2 separate regions of the Homo sapiens genome follow, and region 1 is linked to region 2. Evidence: chromatin loops called from intact Hi-C (ENCODE). Cell type or tissue: GM12878. All regions are shown on one strand. Links, peaks and the distances in the headings refer to the core of each region. The heading gives the core; the rest is flanking DNA.

Region 1 (5,261 bases), core at 1-5,000, 390 kb before region 2:
TAAGAAACATATTGGACAAAAGCATTTCCTGGGAGAATTCTCCAGCAAGAATTCAGCCATTGGCAAAGAATCTTTCAAGTGGCCCTATCTCACTGGAGACAAGTAAACATATACGCAGTGCATATGTGAATATACACTCCTTCAAGGTGCTGCACTTTCCTAGAAACAAAAAGAATGAGAGGAAAAAGCTTTACAGGCATCCTGTTAGGATGCTTTCTCTCGTTTATTTTTAGGCTCTTTTCAGCTCTGTGCTAAGAGGGGAGGCAAAGGAAGGGCTTACCCAGAATGCAAAGCTTTTTAGTGAGGGTTTGGGGTGTGCAAATTTGTTAAAGTGGTGAAAACCCAGTGTCTATGGAAGTTCACAGCATCCACAGCACTCAGAGCCCCCCAAATATCTCTGGCCCTTGTGTTCACTAATTCCAAGGAATTCTCAGCCATTCCAGGGGACTGTGGGGATCCCCCTGAAACCACTACAATTACCCAGAATGTGCCCCTCCTAACACATAGGCATTGAACCAGTTCCTAACTCTCCCCCAACTCTCACAGATCTCTAGTACTTTAAGAGCCATATGGCACACATGCTTAGCCCTCAGCCTTCTGCCTAATAGGGGAGTGCTTTGCCAGGGAAAAATAAGATTAGGGAAGAGGACAAAGAAAGAAGAAGAGAAGGAGTTTCCATATCCATTAATGAATTCATTCAACAGATGGTTATGGAACACTTACCATTTTCCAAAGACCGTACTATGGTGTGGGTTATAGAATAAGAAACAGCCTGGCTTTTGAGGAGTAGAAACTGTCCGGTGGAACTAACATTAAAAGGTGGTAATATAACATGACAATTGTACTGATGCACATAGACCCTGGGGTGTTTTAGGGACATAGAGGATGGCACCAAACCTAGACTGAGGGCATCATCCAGACAGATACATGCTCTTGTTTCTGTGAGTCCTGTGAGGTGAGTCACTCACAAAGAAAATGTAAAGAAATAACTCAGAATAAATAAAAAGATAGATGGCACAGTAAGCTTGGCAGATTGATGTTGGAGAACGTCAGTTTTGGTGGCAACAATCTGCAAGGTTGTCTAATTTTCTCCTGCACCACTCGGCTGCCCGGATGCAAAAGCAGACAATGGATTGTGGCTCTGATCTGAGTTTTATTGGGCAGATGCTGCAGAAGGGCTTGTTTGAAAAGGGAATAGGATGTTATTGAGAGAACAGTTCAGATGACCAACCAGGGATCTGAAATTAGGTAGAGACAGTAAGAGAGACTGATAAACTATGAGGAAGCAAAAGAACCAAGTGACTGGAGGTCTATAGGCTGTCAATGTACAAATGTGGCAGGAGTAAGCACATGAGAGGGCTGGAGGATAGGATGCTCACTCATTTATTCCTCAGATGTTTATTGAGTGCCTTCAGTGTCCAGGTAGTGTTCTAGTTCTGAGAGTACATCATGCACAATGCTATTGGGAGGAGAAAACAATAAATAAAATCATAATAATAAACAAGTAAATTATGTAATATGTTAAAAGGTAATAAGTACTATGGTTGGATGGGGGCAGGGGAAGAGAATAGAGCAGAATAAGAATTCAGAATTCCGAGGATAGGGTATAATTTTAAATAGGGTTGTCATCATAGCTCTGGTTGAGAAGGTAACATATGAACACACAATCAGGAGAGAAAGAGGATGAGCTATGCAGATACATGTATTGAAATATTCCAGGCAGAGAGAACAGCCACTTCAAAGCCTCGCAGTGTGTGAGTGCCTGGTGTTTTCAAGGAAAAGCAAGGAGGCTGTGTGGCTGGAGTGGAGTGGGCCTGGAGAAGATGTAAGAAATGAGGTCAAGAAACAACAGGGATCGAGTGTGTAGGCTTTGTAGACTCTGGTAAAGACTGGCTTTCCCTCTGGGAAATAGAGAGTCATTGTGGGGTTTTGAGCACAGAAGTGATGTGATCTTATGTCTCTTTAATGGATTACTCTAGCTGCTATGTTGAAAATAGACTTGAGGGAAGTGCCAGGGTAGAAGCAGGGAGACCAGTTAGGAGGCTATTGCAATAATCCAAATAAGAAATGCAAAGTAAGACTTTGATCAGGTGGTGGCAGCAGAGGTGGTGAGAAGGAGTTAGATTCTGGATGTATTTCGAGGATAGAGCCAACAAGATTTATGACAGATTGGATGTGGGTAGTGAGCAAGAGTCAGGATGACTCCAAGGTTTTTGGTCCAGGCAAATTGAAAGGTGGAGTTGCCATTATCTGAAATGGGGAAGAAGGTGAGCAATTGAGAGGGAGACTTGGAGTTAAATTTTGAACAGATTGTAGTCAAATTGGTGTTGGGATATTGGTGTTTACAATTCCTGAAGGGGAACCATTCTGAGTGACCCTAAGACCCAGAGTGTAACCTGGGGATGGGTGTCTGAAGAGGAATAAAGTGAAATCATTATGATTGAATAATTTAGAACTCTGGAGGCTGAAAAGCTAATGAAATCTCCTAGGATGTTCTACGAGGATGGTGGCCCAGGCACGAGAGTAGGGAACGGGGTCAGGCCTTATGATGGATACTTTAAATACAAATAGTTAGAGGTCACACTAATATTAGCTTGAGGTGTGCAGAATTTTAATTGGGTGCAGATTAGTGTATACATTAGAAATAAGCAAGATATTAAAAGATCAAATTTGCTGAAACACATCAGATAACATTATGATAAAGGTATTTGGAGTTTTATTTGAGTTAGATTTACAATCCCATTGTAGCATGGATCAAAAACAGTAAGTTGATAAAGAAATCAGATAAATTTTCACAATTTAAATTTTAATTGTTTTATTAAAAAGCATTTTGGAAAGACATTCATATTTGGTTTTGGATAGGTTAAAGCTCAGTGATACCATTTACATCAATTTTTATAGCATTTTAGAGAGCATGGTCTTGTGACATCTTAGGATAAGTTTTCTGTTAGTCACAGCATGCCAACAAGTACCTTGTGCTCCATTCTCTGGCCATGTTTTCAGACTCAGTAACTTCAAATAAAATAAACTGCCAAGTTGAGAAATTAACATTTGATAAAGTTTTTGCAACATCATACCATTGAGCTGGTGGATGTGGCTTAAGCATCTGAATTCATTAGAGACTATTGAAATGATAATGCAGAATTATACAGGTTTTGCAGATGTAGTTCAATATTTATCTATATGTATTGAAACCTCACTTGAGGATAGAAAAATCAAGCAAGTTCTTGTCTTACATTTCCACTCAATAAATGAAGAGGAAGAGATAATGAGAAAGCTATATAATCCTTTAAAAAAAAAATTCACCTTGTTTCTGACTGACAGTAACCCAATTCAGGCTTTTTACTCTTCATAAATGGAAGACAAGTAACCTAGATAGTACTGGCTATCTATAATTAAATATACAATATTGAAATCTATTTGCTTTGTGGAAATTATGTGTTTGTGGCTGATTAAAATATTCAGCTATGTAGGCTTCATCTTTTAGCTCAATAGAAAAATATAAATGACATTGGTGACTGAATTCCTACCAACGTGGCAAAGACATTCCCCAGACATACATAATTCACCTGCTGAATTGGAGATGATTCACCTTTCAGTGACTTCACAGGTGTTAACTTGGCCAAACAAAAAAGGGAAATCATCTTGTATTCATCTTTTGTTCCCTGAGGCAAGTTTTCAGTAAGATTGCTCGGGAAAAATATCACAATATACATATATAAGTCCATAGTATGTCTATTTGAATAATGAATTAGCACCACTGTCTGAGAGGTGAAAACTATTCAATGTATATTTTCTGGAAAATAACTAAATTGAGTTCCTCTTAACTAAATCAGAAAGAGAAGGAATCCTCAATCAGGATTTCATGTAGTACTGTATCACTCAAAGGAAAACTGATTGTATAGTGGTACTCAAATAAAGTGGGTCCAAAGAAAAATTATGAGAGAAACGTACCGATCAGTGATCTGGACCAAACAGACATGTGGCTGTGAAATCCAGGCAGTTGCTTGGTGACGAGGTCACCATCAGATAGTCATGGCTTATGTGCAGGAATGTGAGAATGGCCATGGGGAGGAATGGCCTGGGTTATGGGTCTTGCAGGAGTCCCACTGCTTGTGCCATTGCTCAAACTTCTGACTGCCCTGTGCAGCCGGTGCCAGGTCAGCAGTACTCTCTGCTCTGAATCAGTGTCAGCACTGGTCTCTCTAATGTAGTACCTTTCTTCAAAAAATGCTTTGTGAAGCTGCTGGTTAGCACTGTTCTTACTTCTGTAGTTAATATTCACCACATATTCCCCTTCTTTTGTGGAGAGATAAAGAAATTAAGGAAAATCACTCTCCATAAGTCCACAATCTGAAGACATGGAGGCTGAGGAGGCAGACCTGAATGAATAAGTGGATCATATGATAGGGCTAGATCTTAAATTTGGATACAGGAGACTTAAGGTAAACCACAGAAGCTTGTTGTTTATACATGTAGCTCTTTTGCTAAATATAAATGTGGCATGTGAAGATTAATAAATCTGAATGTAATGTACAGAATGTACTAGAACAGGAAAAAATTGGTGTTTACTGAGAGCTGAAGGTTACATCAAAAATCTAAAAAGTAATATTTTTGCATCATCTTAAAGTTTGCAAACAGTTTTGGCACATACATCATCTCATCTTTGCAATAACCTGTGGGGTAGATACAAAAGATGATGTTATTTTCATTTTCCAGATGAGGAAATAGGAGCCTGTTTCCTGGTCAGACAGGCTTAGTCAGCTGTGAGTGGCAGAGCTGGTGTTCCCACCTGTTACCCTCAACCCCAGTTCCATTGCTCCTAACATGATTGTATCCTGGATAAACATGGTATCAAGAATGGAGAGGCCAAGCGCGGTGGCTCACACCGGTTATCCCAACACTGTGGGAGGCCGAGGTGGGCGGATCACCTGAGGTCAGGAGTTCGAGACCAGCCTGGCCAACATGGTGAAACCCCATCTCTACTAAAAATGCAAAAATTAGATGGGTGTGGTGGTGCGTGCCTGTAAACCCAGCTACTGGGGAGACTGAGGCATGAGAATCACTTGAACCTAGGAGGTGGAGGTTGCAGTGAGCCGAGATTGCCCCACTGCACTCCATCCTGCACAATAGAACAAGACACTGTCTCAAAAAAAAAAAAAAAATGGAGAGTGAAATTTGGGAGGCTGAGGCAGGCAGATCACTTGAGGTCAGGAGTTTGAGACCAGCCTGGCCATCATGGCAAAAGCCTCTCTCTACTA
Region 2 (5,605 bases), core at 229-5,228:
CCTCACACATATACACACACAGCATTTGTTTCTTCTCTCTGGTGTTCTCTATCAGATGAAGGTGCTTTGGGGATCTATGAATTAATGGTCACACACATCCCTGCTTGGTTAAAATGGAGGGTAAGGGGGACTGCAACCATGGTGTGTCATCCCAAGCATTCCAGATGTTGGGCTCAGGAGACTCAGAAGGTTTAGGGTGCTATGGATGGGAAGAGCAGATCTGAGGTCACTGGGCTAATCCAGTTATTTGGGCTGTGAAGGGCCACTTGAGATATCTATCAGTGCAAAGGGGAAGGAGGGCACTTAGAGCACAGACATAGTTAATGTGCTGGGATCAAGAAACACCAGTTCACAAAAGTCACACCCCCAACAGGTCCTGATCCTGTCCTCATAAAGCCCCGAATGCCAGCAACACTGGGGAACTGCCTAGCTTTCCCTCCACTTATTGCTTAGACCCAGTTCCTACCTGCCTTAAAGGAGAGAGCAGTGATTTTTCAAACCTGAACCTGCAACAGAATCACCGGGGGGTCCTGCCCCTCCCTGGAGCTTCAGATTCAGGAGATCTGAGGTGACCTGAAAATCTGCATGCTGATGCTGCTGACCCAGGGACCACACTTTCAGAACCTTTGGGAATGAGACTAAGGCTTTGAGGAGCTAGCACAGATGCAGGACCAGCTCTCCAAATCTACCCTCCACCACTGATTAGCTGTGACCTTGTATAAGTTTCTTATCCTTGGGGAACCTCAGTTTCTATGTGAGAATGAAGATGGCAGTGACACCTCGGGTCACTGTGCAGTTCCTCCTACCCGGAAATTCTTGAAATGGGAGAAGGTAGTGTCAAAGGTTTTCATCTGAGCGTCCATCAGCTCCCTGATCATCATCCGCTGCTCCTCTGTCAGCCCCTGCACTCCCAGTGGCTGAGTCCCTGTCCGTTCACTTTTCTTCCGCTTGATCAAGGCCCGCCTCTCCTCCACGGCCTCGTCGGACATGATCACTGCAGGGACAGTGAGGCTGGCTCAGGCACACGTGCCCCTGGTGAGCCTCCAGCCCCCTGGAGAGCCACTGTGTAACCCTCTCAAGGCAGCAGAAGCCGTTAGGCAAAAGAGAAAGTAATGGTGACAAGCAATTCTCCCCTGTCTGGACTCAAGAGGCCTGTGGGCTCTTCTGGAGAAACACTTGGGTGAGGACAGAGATGAGGTGAGGCTGGTGTTTTGCCCTCTGCAGTGGAGTTTGTGAGGACACTGTGGGGCCCTGGCAAGAGCACGGGCTTCAGAATCCAAAGGCGCTGGGTTTGCATGAAAGCTTTGCCACTTACTACCTGTGACCCCAAGCAACCTCCTTAACCTCTCCTGCCTCCAGGTTTCTCCTTTGTGATCCGGAGAAACCGTGTTTACCTCGCACCGCTGTTAAATGAGACCTTGCATGTAGGGTGCCTAATATAGTTCCTGGTACATAAGAGATGTTCAGTAAATGGCATCTACAATTATCATTTTCTGGTGAATTATATACCAAGACTCTTCAGAGGTGTCTGGGTCTCCAAGACCCTAGAGAGCTGGGCTACAGCTTAGCAAGAAATAGCAACTCCAGAGACTTCTTATATAGCCCAGAGCCTTAGGGTCTTCTGTGGATTTCTGGAGCCCACTCATGTGTGTAGAACAAAGCTATGAGGTCCTTGGTGGGGAGAGATCAAGAATGCCTGCCAGCAGCCTAGAGAACTTGTCCTTGAAAGAAGCAGCTTTGGGTCCCTTTGTGTTCCATGGAGACAAATATGCACTAGAAACACCTAGCCTTTTCCGCATGAGCCTTAATCTCATAGTGACCTAGGAGCACAAATATATCAAAGTTAAATAGGTAGAATGAGAACACCTCATGTCACCTGTCTGCAAACAGTTCCCCTATAAAGATCCAGGTCTGGGGCAGCTGATGGGGCTAGCACCTAGAAGGCCCCGGGTCCTATCACCCATGTGGCTCCTGCTTCCCTCCCCCAGATTCACACTCCTACCCGCAAATGTGGTTTCAAACCATTACAACAATTATGAAGGGGACAAAAAGAATGATGCAGGAGCAACTGAGGGGAGACAGAGGGCACGCCCTGTCCAGGGCTGCCCAGCACACATCCCAGGGCAGAGATTACCGACTCCCTCCATCTCCCAGAGGGCCGACTGCAAGCGCTCCCCCAGGTGGCTGCCTGTTGCACACGGACACCAGCTCACATGTGCACGTGTGTTCACGCGCACACTCGGCGCGCATCTCCACACAAGCATGCCCACACCCACGGCACGTCCTTACTCAGAGCCGTGCACCCCGGCGCCGGCCCGCCCGCGCGCCCACTGCTCACTCTCCTTCTTCATGCCGCTCTCCAGGCACTTGCGCAGGCGGCAGGCCTGGCACTGTCGCCGGGTCTTCCGGGTGATCTCGCAGGCGCCCTTCCGGAAGGGGCACCTCAGCCGGGCGTTGCGTTTCATGGCCCTCCTGTGAGAGAATGGGGAGCAGAAGGGGGGATGCACGGGTGCCCGGGCCCTCGGCCTGGGGCTCCGGGCCATACCACCTCCCTCCCCAGCCCCTACCGACTCGGGGAGGGGGACACTAGCCTTTGCGTCCCAGCTGGGTCAGGCTTTATGGGAAGGGTGTAGGTGGGAGTCCCTAGAGGTCCAGGACTCAGCTAGAGGGGGCAGAGCCGGGGAGGAGACCTTTTCTGGCCATTCCGGCAGGAAATGGGACACGTGCTTTTCGCTGGCGCGGGCAGCCCCAAAACCACTTTCAGGGACACTTCCTCTCCAGGCCCATCCTCAGCGCCTTCCCTTCTTCCTGAAACACCTGTCCCCTTCTCTTTCACAGCCTTGTTACCAGAAAGTTTCCATGGAGATGGGCCTCTTCCTCGATTTCCCCTCCTTAAGGGAGGGAGCTGAGGAAACCTGACCCCAGGAGGGTAAGAAACCAGAGAAGCCCGCCCCACCCCCCCGCCTTCCCCCCCGCCTTCCCCCCACCCCCCGCCGCCTTCTCCAGCTCCCCTTCCAGACTGGGCGGCCAGGGAGGAAGGGGTGAACTATGGGGAAGTTCTTATACCCTACGGGGCAGCGACTTCCCCATGGCAGAGTGGATTCCCCTCGTTGACCTAGGGGGCAAAGAGGTCGAGCGCCTGGAACAGCAGAGCGTGCAGGCGGGACCCACGGGCCCGCACACCCCTCTCTGCGGTGCGCAGAGAGGCAATGGGGCAGATGCCTTTTGGAGACTCTGGTACAAGATCTCCTCCTCCCAGCCCGGAAGTCCTGCCTGTCCCACAAAAGACACGGTCAGTGCAGTCCTACCTTTACTTTCCCCATCTCCACAGCTGGATGGAAAGAAACAATCTCTCCCTTGGCTCTGGCCTCTGATTCTGGTCCAGAGTGGAAACTGAGGGAAGGCTGGCCCAGGAGCATGGAACAGCCAGGTAGGGCTGCAGAGGTCCCCGAGGGCAGGCCTGGGAAGCTGAGCCAAGCCCGCAGTGACCTGGCAGGTTTGAGCTTGGAGGCCTCGGGCCTCGGACCAGTGACCAGCCCAGGGGCATGTTCTTCACAGATGCCATCCCTGCCTTTTGCCTTCCCAACTGGCCTGGGTAAGAAAACTCTGATGCTACATCAAAGTCCACTGAGAATGGGTAAAAGATGAAACCGGGGCTCACATTATTTAAAGGTATGCTATGTATCAGATGCTAGGCTAGGTATTTTGCAGTTTTGTAAATTTAGTTCTAAAACCCTGTGAAACTCATAATCTCATCTGCCTAGCACAGATGAGGGAGACTGAGGCTTGGAGACGATGGATCCCCAGCTGTCCTCCAGGTACATGACAAGCTGAAATTTGAATCCAGGTCTGCCTGATACTGGATTTAGCTTTTGCCCACTACAACATGTTGCCTTTTTCTGAGAGTCCCAGGAATAGTACCCAAATGAGGAAGGGAGAGCAGAAGATTCCTGCATGCTGAGGCAGGATGCACGAACACTGCTTGGGCAGCCTCTTCTGTGCCAGCAGCATCTGGAGCTGGTGCAGACATCCACCCTCTTCCACACAGTCAAGTGGCGTGTGCCCAGCTCAGGGACATACCTGCTGCTCTTTGCTAGTGACTAGTTCAGGCATAGGCTGGGCCCGGCTCTAGCCAATGTGAGGGGACTCCTGGGAAAGATTTCCTTACTCTCAAAGATGGGCCTTTGTGCGCTTCTGCTGAACATAATGATTCCTGCCTGGGGCCCCAGCACTGTGCCCCCACAAGGGGAGCCAGACTGCAATCAGAGCTCTCAGGTGGGATGGCTGAAGAGAAAAATGGAAAGAAATGAGCTGCTGAACTCACTAACCTGGAGGCCTTCAGACTTCCTGTTAGGAGAGGTAACACATTTTCCTTATTGCCAAACCAATTGGCGACAAGTGTCCTGTGACTTGTAGCTGAACCCAGTCTGACACTGCTGATGTGTCTCACCCCTGTTATAACTCATGCAACACGAATGTTCATTTCTCCCTGGAACCTGCCCTTTTCCATTTGAATGCCCAGCCACCACGAAGAACTCTGCAAAGGGCTGTCAGGCTGGCTGTCTTGGGAATGCATGAGGGTCCCACATGTGGCTCCCGAGATGGGAGCTGCTCCTTGCATACCCTGTGCCCTCCGGAGGGTGCACCTGGAGTGCTTCCTCACACATGGCTTTCTCCCCTCCCCGCCCTTCCCCTCCCTTCGGTCTGTTTCTCTTCCCATGGTCTAAGCATTTATTTTATGCCATTCTTTATGTAACAACCACCCCAGAAGGCGGATGTGAACACTTGGATTTGGGATTTTCAAATTCCTTATCTTTCACTGAGTCATTTTCCATTTTATTCAAGAGCACATGGAGAAACCAAGGGATATCTTAATGGAAGGAGACCTTTCCTGGGTAGAACAGGAAGACTGAAGATGAAGGATTCCTCTGGGATATAAATGGCTCCCTTGAGACTAATTACAAGGCCTTTGGGTGGGCCACCAGCCCACACTCTGAACCTGGGGGACAGGTCAAGCTGAGGCCCTGAGACGTTACCCAGTGGGTCAGTGGTGGCACGTGGGTGAAGGCTGATGGGTAACTCTACCTGAAAAAGCCCTTGCATCCTTCACATGTCATGACATTGAAGTGATAGCCAGTGGCCTTGTCCCCACATACACGGCAGATTTGGGGACCTCCGACTTCCTCATCTGCGTTGACACTGGGCTTTCCAGGAACAGACTCTGTGTCCTCACAGTGTACAAAGTCAGCATGGTTCCAGCTTTCTTTGGGTCTCACCTCCAGGTTTGCTTCTGGGCCTCTTGGACTAGAAATGAGAAAACCACAGAGAATGAAAAGACTGGACAGGGATGTGTAGAGGCCTCAGAGGAAACACTCTGTCCCTTCTATGCATCACTCACATTTGGGCCTGTGAACTCGGGAGCTGACCTCTCATGGGGAAAAAAAGCGGGGAATGGGGGTTGGAATTGTTATAAAGAGAGCTGTAATCATGACATTTTGTACACAAAAATAGAGCCCTGGAGTAGAACATGTGAACAGGAGCATGGGAAAGATAAGGGTAAGAGGGAGGAAGAAATGAGAAGAAAAGAGAGCAGGCTGTCTGGGTC

Evidence for each region. Peaks named below come from ENCODE experiments on the same cell type or tissue, not always from the same donor. Only the 100,000 strongest peaks of a DNase experiment are listed, where the experiment ranks them.
Region 1: it touches region 2 in a loop (2.7-fold over the local background); 13 of 110 quality-filtered maps call a loop at or near these places.

What each region holds. Positions count from the first base shown.
Region 1 is chr3:120,195,354-120,200,614 of GRCh38, reverse strand. All of the region lies in intron 3 of GPR156 (G protein-coupled receptor 156), which reads left to right. Among named protein-coding and RNA genes, the nearest start is that of GPR156, 87 kb to the left of the region's middle. In GM12878, for the core only: a CTCF peak has its summit at 2,096; a DNase peak (open chromatin) is centred at 2,098.
Region 2 is chr3:119,806,928-119,812,532 of GRCh38, reverse strand. It overlaps NR1I2 (nuclear receptor subfamily 1 group I member 2), which reads right to left. Exons shown (of 9, transcript NM_003889.4): 2 at 5,086-5,304; 3 at 2,339-2,472; 4 at 807-994. The coding sequence starts at 5,282. Among named protein-coding and RNA genes, the nearest start is that of NR1I2, 28 kb to the right of the region's middle. RefSeq lists enhancers at 2,297-2,356, 2,334-2,837 and a silencer at 2,567-2,826. In GM12878, for the core only: a CTCF peak has its summit at 2,186 (motif pointing left); a DNase peak (open chromatin) is centred at 2,262; H3K4me3 peaks cover 1,094 bases; H3K27ac peaks cover 600 bases.